Linked DNA regions of Homo sapiens: region 2 is linked to region 1. Evidence: chromatin loops called from intact Hi-C (ENCODE). Cell type or tissue: endothelial cell of umbilical vein. All regions are shown on one strand. Each heading gives the region's core, and the rest is flanking DNA. Links, peaks and the distances in the headings are about the cores only. Region 1 has its middle 150 kb from the start of LETR1. Region 2 has its middle 39 kb from the start of LETR1.

Region 1 (5,397 bases), core at 154-5,153:
GTGATCCACCTGCCTCGGCCTCCCAAAGTGCTGGGATTACAGGCGTGAGCCACCGCGCCCAGCCAGAACTTTGTTTTTTTTTAAATTGAGATGGAGTATCACTCTGTTGCCCAGGCTGGAGTGCAGTGGTGTGATCTCTGCTCACTGCAACCTCTGCCACCCGGGTTCAAGTGATTCTCCTGCCTCAGCCTCCTGAGTAGCTGGTATTACAGGAGACTTCCACCACGCCCAGCTAATTTTTGGATTTTTTTTTTTTTTTTTTTAGTAGAGATGGGGTTTCACCATCTTGGCCAGGCTGGTCTTGAACTCCTGACCTCTTGATCCACCCGCCTTGGCCTCCTAGAGTGCTAGGATTACAGGCGTGAGCCACAGCACCCAGCTGAGCCTAGAACTTTTTTTTATGTTTAAAAGTAAATAAAAGTATTTAAGGAAAGAACAACTGCAGATACATCACAAGGACACTGAAGCCAACTTGATGTGGTTTCCCCCTAGTAAAATATAAAACACTTGCAGCATCTAAAATAATAAAGTATAGGAACAAATGATGTGCCATTGAAAAATCAGGATTTATGAGTTCATACATATAATAAATTGTCAAATAAACAGCACAGATGAGAGGGATATGTGTTCAGCAGAATAGTAATTGTTAATTGGTAAATATATAGAAAGAGGCTGGGCATGGTGGCTCACATGCTGTAATCCCAGCACTTTGGGAGGCCAAGGCAGGTGGATCGCTTGAGCTCAGGAGTTTGAGACCAGTCTCAGCAACATGGTGAAATCCCTTCTCTACCAAAAATACAAAAAAAAAAAAAAAAAAAAAAAAAAAAAAAAAAAAAAACCTAGCTGGGCATGGTGGCGTGTGCCTGTGCTCTCAACTACTCGGGAGGCTGAGGTGGGAGGATGGCTTGAGCCCGGGAGGTGGAGGCTACGGTGAGCCAAGATTGTGCCATAGCACTCCATCCTGGGTGACAGATCAAGATCCCATCTCAAAAAAAAAGAATATATATATATATAATATATATATATTATATATATATTTTATATATACATTATATATATATTATATATATATTATATATATATAATATATATATATAATATATATATAAAATATATATATATTAAAAAATATATATAGAGAGAGAGAGAGAGCTGGGGTTGGCACATCAGTATTTAGCAATTCTTATAGTAAAAAGTAAATCAGTCAAGGACAATCAATTGTTGCTAAATCAGAGGTAACATTTTGTTAAGGATCAGAATATTTACCTGATTTTTAAAATGGCTCCCCACAGACTACTTTAAGTTGACTATATATAGAATAATTTTAAAGTGGAGAAATCAAATAGCTGGTTGAACAGATAATGTAAACTAATATTACCAATGGGGAACAAATGGATATTGGTTTCCTCAGATGTGATACCATGAGAAAGCACATCTCTTACATACTGCTGTCCTAAAATATCTAACCTGAATATAATCATAACGGAACATCAGAAAAATCCAAAATGAGGCCCTTTCTATCAAAAAGGGCAAAGACTGTATTTTTCAAAATGTTAATGGCATACAATACACAAGATAACGGAATTTACAGATTAAAGGAATATGAAGAGCTCCGGCAGATCGATGCAATACCTGACCTTTATCTGGATCCTGCACTGAAGGGAAAACATGTTATAAGTAATATTAATAAGGTCAATTGAAAAAATTTGAATATGGATAATTGATTAAATAAAATAAACAGTGTAAAATTTACTGAATTTGATAACTATACTATAGTTAGATATAATATCTCCATTCTTAAGAAAAACACACCAAGCAACTTAGAGGTTATTCACCATAAAGTATGTAACTTACCTTCAAATGGTTCAGAAAAAAAATAAAATATATATTTTGTGAATGGGTACATATAGAGATATACCTACATACACAAACATGGACAAAGAAAAAGAGCAAATGGGATAAACATAATATACAATGTAAAGAATGGGCAGTGTGGCTAAAGGGTATATGGGTGTTCTTTGTATTAATTCTTCTAACTTTTCTGTGCATTCGAAATTACTTCTCAATAAAAAGTTTAAAATTTAAAAAGAAAAATATTTTATCGCTTAGACATCTTCAACTAGCTCAGACCTTAGCCCATTATGTTTGAATGGGTAGCCGCAGCTCCCCTGATCCTCCCCACCCCTATCCCTGCCCCTCCCTGGCTTCGTCTAACATTCTCAGATTGTTCTTTAGTGCTCTCCAGTGGTAATTTGGGGATTTTCATATCTTTACATTTGTCATTCTTCTGCTGCTTTTCTTCCTCTTCTACAAAAATGCTTACATCATTTTGTTCTATTGGTTATTTATTCTCACTTATTTGTAACACATGCATAATATTCTAAGGGATGAATCATTACAATTTAATTAAGTACTTTTGTATTTTTGGACAGAAGGCTACATCTATTTTTTCCCTCTAATAAATAGGAAATTTTTGTTGAAAATAAAGTTTTGTCCAGATTTTTTTATTGTTGCTTTAAAGTTTTAGAAGTATAATTCCTGGATTAATGGATATGGAGGTCTTTTTAGAAGAAGCTTAATACATATTGCCAGATTACGTAATAATCCAGTAAGAATATATTTTTGTTAAAATACAAAATTTGCACACACCTCTAGAGAACAACTTAAGGACAAAAAGGACCGCATTACAAAAAGATGTTAACTGTTAGTACTAATCATATTTTTGGTGGTCATGTTAATATTACTGTTTTGAGACAGATCTAGGGGGTAATGTGGAATAAAGAGAACAAGTAAGTGATATTCTAATCCTGTCATCCTTACTGATCTTAAAAATCACAAGTCTTGGTGTGAAACAGAGTACACGAGGTTCACTAATAATCTCATAGTCCTGAATTTGAATAGGAAGTATTAATAAGAACTCCTAATGTATTTTATCCTATAAACAAAACATTTTATTAATTTTTCCACTAAACAGACACAATGATCAACCCAGTAACAATGAGCACTCCTAGCTCCCAGATTGCAGTCTCTTAGTACAATTCCCTACTAGAAGGAACCAGCTCATCTTGGAGAAACGGCTGATTACACAACTGGAGTAGGAAATATACAAGATGATGTTAGAACATATGGTTATACCAGATATCAAAGAGACTATGAAAGACTGCCAAGGTTATGTTCAAATGACTCAGCAGCCAATGTGAAAAGATTTATTTTTCAATGTGAGAAATGGCTGATTACATGACTGGCATAGGAAATATACAAAATGGTGTTAGAACATATTGTTATACCAGATATCAAGGAGATTATAAAAGACTGCCAGGGTCATGTCCAAATGACTCAGTAGCCAATGTGAAAAGATTTGTTTTTCAAAAGGTAGAGACATGACTAGAGGACTCATCCAATGGTATTATAGGTTATATTGAAAAGGAATGACGTTGTGCTATGTGTACTGCCCTTAGAAGAGCTCTAGGATACACTGCGAAATCCTTAAAAAGGGCTAGGCATGGTGGTTCATGCCTATAATCCCAGTGCTTTGGGAGTCTGAGGAAGGAAGATTCCTTGAGGCCAGTAGGTCAAGACCAGCCTGGGCAACATAGTGAGACCTTATCTCTACAAAAAAAAAAAAAAAAAGTTAAAAAAATTAGCCAAGTATGGTGACAAACACCTATAGCTCTAACTACTTGAGAGGCTGAGGCAGGAGGATTCCTTGAGCCCAGCAGTTTGATGCTGCAGTGAGCTATAATCATGCCTCTGTACTACAGTCTAGGCAACAAAGTAAGACCCCCATCTCAAACAACAACAACAAAACGAAAACAAAAAAGAAAACATAAGAAAACTAAATTAAAAATAGAGTCATTAAGCAATATATAACATAAAACAGATGTAATATTATACTTTTTATACTGGTAAATATTCTGTGATAAATCAATTTGGTTTTAAGATTTTGCAAATTTTCCTGGCTAGTATATATTCTTTTAACTTGAGATATTATAGTAACTATTATCAGTAGTTTTAGGACTAGATTTTGAGCCTCCGTGGACAAAGATTATGCACATTTGGTGAGCTATTTGGCATTTGTAACAGTTTTATGCAAATAAATACATAAATGATGTTAGTAGATGCACTGACAAAAATAGAGATGTGTTAATCATATTTATTAAGAGGGAGGTTATTAAATCTCTTAATTCATGTAGTTTTCTCCTTGTTTGTATCAGAATCACATATTTGTTTTATAATCAGATAAATAAAACAAGGTAAAGAAGAAATAAAATGGAAAAATATGCGAGAAAGCTTAAGAATATGCCTCGCACACATCACCATCTGGAACCAAAATATTTTCACCATGCCAATGTTCACTGAACCAATAATTCTCTCTTGACCAATATGTGAGTGGAATGGATAACTTCCTATGAAGTTACTTCTGGTTCATTGGCAAAGAGCAGTCTATTGCACAACTGAGTGTCTGCTTACCTCCCTCCCATATTTTTATTTACAGGACAAGTACAAAATCATTTGTTGCCGATTAGAAAGAAAAAGGAAATTCCAGAGAGTTTCTCAGAATGACTTTTATTTTGATGGACATATTTTAATGAACCAAATTTATGTGAAAGTTTGTCCTGTTAAAAGTTCACAAAAATATCATGCATGATTGATCTCAAGACTGTGCCTTGATCCAAAGACAACACACAACAGCAGTCAAACATACATTTTATGGGCTTTTGCCTGTTTTGCAATAACACCGGAAAACATTATTTAATTAAAATTTAAAACCGTAACTGATTAATTTTCTGAGTAAACAATCCCTGTAAACATGGAATGTCAGCATTTTAAGGCTCCACGAGTATAAATTTTACTTCCGTTGCATAGACATCTGGGAAGGACTTTGGCACAAGCAAAAAAGGTGACAATGTGACCTGGAGGAGAAGGGCTGTTTGGAGACCTTGCACGTTCTGTAATGTCACTCCTGTCCATGAGGCTGAGGCCCAGTCAGGTGTAGGAAAGCTGCCCTGTCCTGTGTGACTGTGTTGGCATGGGCAGCTGTCACTCCATCTACAGCTCTTTGCTAGCTGTAAATTGCCGGGGGTGGGTGGTGTCCAAAAAGCCCAGCCAGTAGCTGATCCTGCTGCGGCCTCACTGGGACAATGAGGAAGAAATTCTTAGGAATTTGGTTGTTGACATGGCTGTGCAGAATTTAGACTGAGCACTCCCACTGGGTTTCTGCTGTTAAACATCATCCCCAATTGTTACAGGAGCCAGAAAGCGATCTCATTTCTCTTAAGCAATTTTATATATTTTCTTAACAGGGGGAGGTTTAAAACTGTTACTTAAAGTACTCTTGAATGGCTTTTTGAAGAAACATGGAAATATATTGCCAGGAAAATGGGGGAGTATGTTCAA
Region 2 (5,397 bases), core at 300-5,299, 190 kb before region 1:
GAACTGAAAACAGCTTGATTTAGGAAATTTAATTCAAGTATATCTTACACTGTTATTATAAATACTTTGTATCCATTTGTACATTGAATTGATGGTGCACCTATACACTGTTGAAAAATCATGTATCATATTATCAAAAGTGATAAATAGATCACTATTTATAAATGCAGTATGTATTTGCATTATACATGTATTATATAAAATGTGTTTTATGTTATGCATTTATAACATACAAATACACTTATTACATATATTTTAGTTCCTACACTCATGCACATATATCTATGCTAATTTAGTTCTTATCTTCATTTTTGAAACTTTTGCTCACATTCACTTAACCAGGCAAGAAAGTACTCACATTTTTATTCTCACAGCAATTACTAGGAGAGCTGGAGCCCCCGATTTCCTGTCTTTCCATCTCCCTTCTCAACAAGAGAGAAAGTCATTCTGACAGGATGACGCACAGCACGGCCAGGCAAGACCTCGCTCCTTCATGAATAAATTAGAAGTGAAAGTTTAACTGATCCCCTTGCATTTTTATGGAGGGACCTCATCCTAATTTACCTAAATGCTTTGAGTGGAAGGAAAGAAAATGTAAGAGGCTAAGGTGGAAAGGTTAAAATCCGTGTTTAAATGGAGGGTTTTTTTCCCCCCAACACACCACAACACATAAATGCCTGCAACTGAACTGATGATTTCTTATACAAACATTCTAAGGGAGAAGCCAAAAAATGGAAGACTGTGTTTTCATTTCCCTACCCCTCTGTTTCTTTTTATATGAACCACTGCTGATGTACCCAGAAATTCTTAGTCTAAGAAATTCCATATAAATATATACATATATATGTATGTATGTCTTAGTCTAAGAAATTCCGTATATATATATACACATATATATGTATATATGTCTTAGTCTAAGAAATTCCGTATATATATATACATATATATGTATATATGTCTTAGTCTAAGAAATTCCATATATATATATATATATATATATATATATATATATATATGTATGTGTGTGTGTGTCTTGGTCTAAGAAATTCCTTATATATATGTGACTCTTTCTGTATGTGTGTGTGTATATATATGTGTATGTGTGTATACGTGTGTGTGTGTGTGTATACAAACAGAGTGGAGACTGAACAATCTATGTTTAAGACATTATTTTTCTCAATGGAGCTCAAATCCTGTGGAAATGGCATTTTTCTCAAAGCACTCCTAAGCTATGCTTCAATGAGTGACCTAATACAATATGTTCTTCATCAATGCATTTTTAGTACCAGGCCAGCATGCCATGAGATGGGTTGTGTGGTCAAAATATTAGGTTTTTTCATATGCGATCAGACCAGTGGGCTAATGGTTTTGGAATCCTGCCTCTGGCAGTAGCCATTACCTGATGCTTCAGAAGCCAGAAATGAATTTGCACAACCCCAGCCCTTCAGATGTCCCCTGTGGAAAAATAGGAAATTGGCAAGTAGGATCATTTCACGGATGTGCTGAAGCTGTCATTCCTAGAAATCTTTGGCTTCAGCTCCGTGCCGGGTAAGTTCACCTGCGAATGCAGTATGAACTGTTCCCATTTGTGAATTGCTCATATTCTAGAAAGATGAAGAGCCCTGTGTTCATTCTTAGTCTTCCTAGCCTTTGGCTATTGAAAAGCCTCCTAAATACCATGTTCTGATAATGTTGGAGTTGAATGTGTAAACCCCTCTGGTGTGACTGAAACATTGAGTTGTCACAATGTTAAGGAAGGGTCAATGAAGGAAATTAAATGATTTCAGCTCAGCATTCTTTTTTGCTTTGTTTTTTCGTAGTTGTTTAATATTTAGCTGTGTAGCTGCAGAAGAAAAAATAAATGAAAAACAGAGAAACAAGTGTATTCGTTTTGTGATTCTACTATTCCCTAAAAACTTAAGCAAGATACTCATGAGGTTGTAAGTGAATGGTTTGTCTAGTATAAATTCACTCTGACATCTCATCGTACTTGGTCCTAATACAGAAAATTCACAAATCTAGTCCACGGCCCACAAACATTTTCAAAGACGTCTTTTAATTTTACTTAAAATTTTCATAATTGTCATATTGCTTTCAAAGACAAATAAACTTTAAGGATAAAATATATCTATTTTCATCCCAGTTCTGTGCCATCCTGTGTTTTAATAACCACCCTAATTTAGTATTAACTAAGAGCTTCCTGTGTGACAGAAGATTCTTACTCTATCTACATTAGGCTTTTTCTAAATGACTAAAGTTTCTGAAATATTCAACGCAATCTACCATTTAAAAATTTGATAACATCTTCATTAGCATTTGGGTGCACCCTAAACTATTTCTACCAAACAGAAGTGCAGCGTTTTAGAAGAGCCTCACGGACTAGCTACATATATTTTTTGAATGTTAAAATTCTTTCTTTCCTCCTCTTTTGATCATTTTTCTGAAGTGGATTGTCTCTCCTCTCACCATTTGTCATTAGAGGCGTGTAATTTCATGACCCCTTTCTTCTCGCTACTTCCTCTAAACAAAAGGACACAATAAATAAACACAGGAGATAAGACAGTCTCTTCCCCCCAGCCTACCCCCTTCCTTTGAGTCTTTTGAGCAGCCAGAACCACTTTAGTCCTTCAAATATTGTCCTGAATTAGTATCCACACTGATGCAGTGAGGCTAGAGTACATGATAATAATAAATACCAAATGGAAGTGTAACTGTAATATGTGTATTGATATATATTTTTTCTAGTAGTTTTGGCTAACCTATCTTGCTGACTGTACTGATGAAGGTTGCGGGTAATTGTGTACGCGTTTCTGTGAAAGATAAATGACTTTCCTTCCCAAGGACGCTTGGCCAGGCCTTAATCCTGAGTGCCTGTGTGTGTGTGTGTGTGTGTGTGAGCGTGTGTGTGTGTGTGTGTGTAACTGTTTTCTGAAGGCCTGACAAGGCATCTTGATCATTTCCTCATTTTGAGGCCTACCCACAGCCTCGCACACGGCCCCCCTCTCTGAAATGTTATTATTCTGTCGTGAGGCCTTCTTCAGCCAGGATGTTACTTCATTTCCACCTTTTGTCTCTGCCTGAATGTGAATGATGCTCTTTCAGCAATATACAGCCGCTTAAACTCCCTGCTGCTGCCTTACATAAATATACAACACCCGTCTCGCCCTATAACTCACTTCAGGCCTGGAAAAATAGTGACTTCCTTTATTGGTCAGATTCTCTAGCAATTCCCAACAGCTGTATGTTCTCACCTCAGAGGATCCTTATCTTCAAGTTTCCATTTGTCTCAGCACTATTCCAGTGGATTGCCAATAAAAATGATTCCCATTTTTATAACCCCTGAGAACGCAGGAGCCAGCTTTCTAGAGAAACTGATGTACCCCCCGCCCCCAAACACACAAATAAACAAACAAACCAAACCTCCAGACAACTTAACAAAAAGGGCTATTTTGTCTTCTGGAGAGATGACCTTAGAACTGAGTACATAGGGAATTCAGTAAAACGTGAAGTGTTGTCTCGGAACACATTAATTACATTCATGAAAATCCATGTTTATTTTCTTCCTTGAGATAATACATGGAGAGATATGGCATATAATCATTAAGAGAACACGTGTTCATAGATATCTAAAAGGAATATCACGTTCATATTAGTTGACTGTATCTTTGTTAATAAGTTTAATCACTTCTCTGTGCTTCTGAATTCTGGGCAACTTTAAAATGTGGCTGGGTTCTACTGAACTTATTTTTTAAAGAAAATGATGTAGGGAAAAAAAGAAAAGCACTTCCGAAAAATTGAAGTTGCTATGTAATTGTCAGGTGCTATAATAAATAAAGGCACTTTATTTGGGTATTGATGCCAGTTACACGTGGACATTAGTTTGCGCTCTACTGCTACTTACTGCTGCAGAATTTGGGAAAACGCGCTATGTCAAGCTCAGCCTCAGTTGTCCCATCTGCCAAATGGGAGCTAAACACCTCCCTTTTAATATGTTTTTAAATTTAAGAAAGAGAATATACACTAAAGAGTAAACGCCAAAGTGCTCTACAAATGGTATAGCTCAAGTTACTTTTTCCCCTCCATAACAAAGCTGTGGTGACTACAGGCAATTTTTAAAGAAAAATGGAAGGAGTAGGGGCATGGAATGAAGAAAATGAGTATTTTTTTTAAGCTACTGCGTACTCAACAAGAGGGCAAGAGTGTTCAATACTAATGTGTCAAGGCTACACTTTTTTTAAGGTGCAAATTCAAGGAACAGGGAAATATGTCAGGTTAAAATCAGTAATACTCATCTACTTTATGACTTTACAACTCTCCATAGGAGAAAGAAAGACGGTTACTGCCATATAGCGTGTATTAGCAGAAGGGCTTGCTGGGGAGTTTTATTGCCAGGTGGAAACTGACAATTGTTACCATCTTATGCAAAACTTTGGCTCTGGGAGTTGTTTTCCCTTTCTGCCTCCTCTGTCCAACATCCCCCCCAAAGCATGAATGATGATTTCAGAAGTCACCTGGCTGTGATCAACACATCAAATCTGCCCCCAAAGACAGTTCCCAAATAAACTAACATGATCTTTCTGGCATTTATGCTGAATATGGCCTAGAAATGAGCAGTGTTTTCATTCCTACTCTCTCTCCTTGGAGGTATGTGCAGAGGTAGCTTTTTATAAATTCTCCTCCATACTTTCAACTCGGACCAAAATGTCCAAAACTGTCCCTCTGAATGGGAAATGATTGTAATCTTATAGCCAACATCATTAAAGGCAGCCCAGAGTCTTCTATTGCCCATTACCTCAAACAGCTGTGGGTAGAACTTAACATTATGTTAGGGTCAAATGTTCCCTTGTCAGTGGGGAAATTTTTCTGCTCTAAATGAAATGTTACAAAATACATTTCCCCCCACAAAGCTCTGAACTTGGAGCTGTTTTATTTATCTGACCATTCTGAGTACTGTAAAACATGTTGTTTCATGTTGTAACATAAGATCTTTTTTAAAGTGTGCCCCGAGCATTTGCAATTGTTATCAGGCCCAGATGTATCCGAGTGTCAGCGTGAAGCTCTCTGAGTTGGCTCAGATATACAGAATGTAATTAGCTCAAAGGCCTCCACGCTAAATTTGTAGAAGAAGCACCAGGACTGTCTGAGAATAACCATTAGCTCGCTCTTCTCCTCTCCTCCTTTTCACCCCAGCCCACTAACCAAAAAAAAAAAAAAAGGTGGCAAAAGTTAACATGTATTGTTCACGATGCTAAAGCTGTTTTGCGTAGAGCAAATGCAGGTTGTGATTGAGATTTTTGAATGAGAGAGAGCCAGTGGCAAAAGTTAGCTCGGAAAAAGAGATAAGATTAATAAAACTTATGACCTGAAGTAGATGAATTTAGAGACCTCAAAGAGAAA

The links. Peaks named below come from ENCODE experiments on the same cell type or tissue, not always from the same donor. Only the 100,000 strongest peaks of a DNase experiment are listed, where the experiment ranks them.
Region 2: a loop joins it to region 1, with 11 times the contacts of the local background. A loop is called at or near these places in 2 of 110 quality-filtered maps.

Annotation. Positions count from the first base shown.
Region 1 is chr15:95,174,211-95,179,607 of GRCh38, reverse strand. No RefSeq gene overlaps it. Among named protein-coding and RNA genes, the nearest start is that of LETR1, 150 kb to the left of the region's middle. In endothelial cell of umbilical vein, for the core only: no CTCF peak of the experiment used is centred there; DNase peaks (open chromatin) are centred at 2,257, 3,217 and 4,587; H3K27ac peaks cover 2,830 bases.
Region 2 is chr15:95,363,462-95,368,858 of GRCh38, reverse strand. No RefSeq gene overlaps it. Among named protein-coding and RNA genes, the nearest start is that of LETR1, 39 kb to the right of the region's middle. In endothelial cell of umbilical vein, for the core only: no CTCF peak of the experiment used is centred there; DNase peaks (open chromatin) are centred at 458 and 2,958; H3K27ac peaks cover 3,418 bases.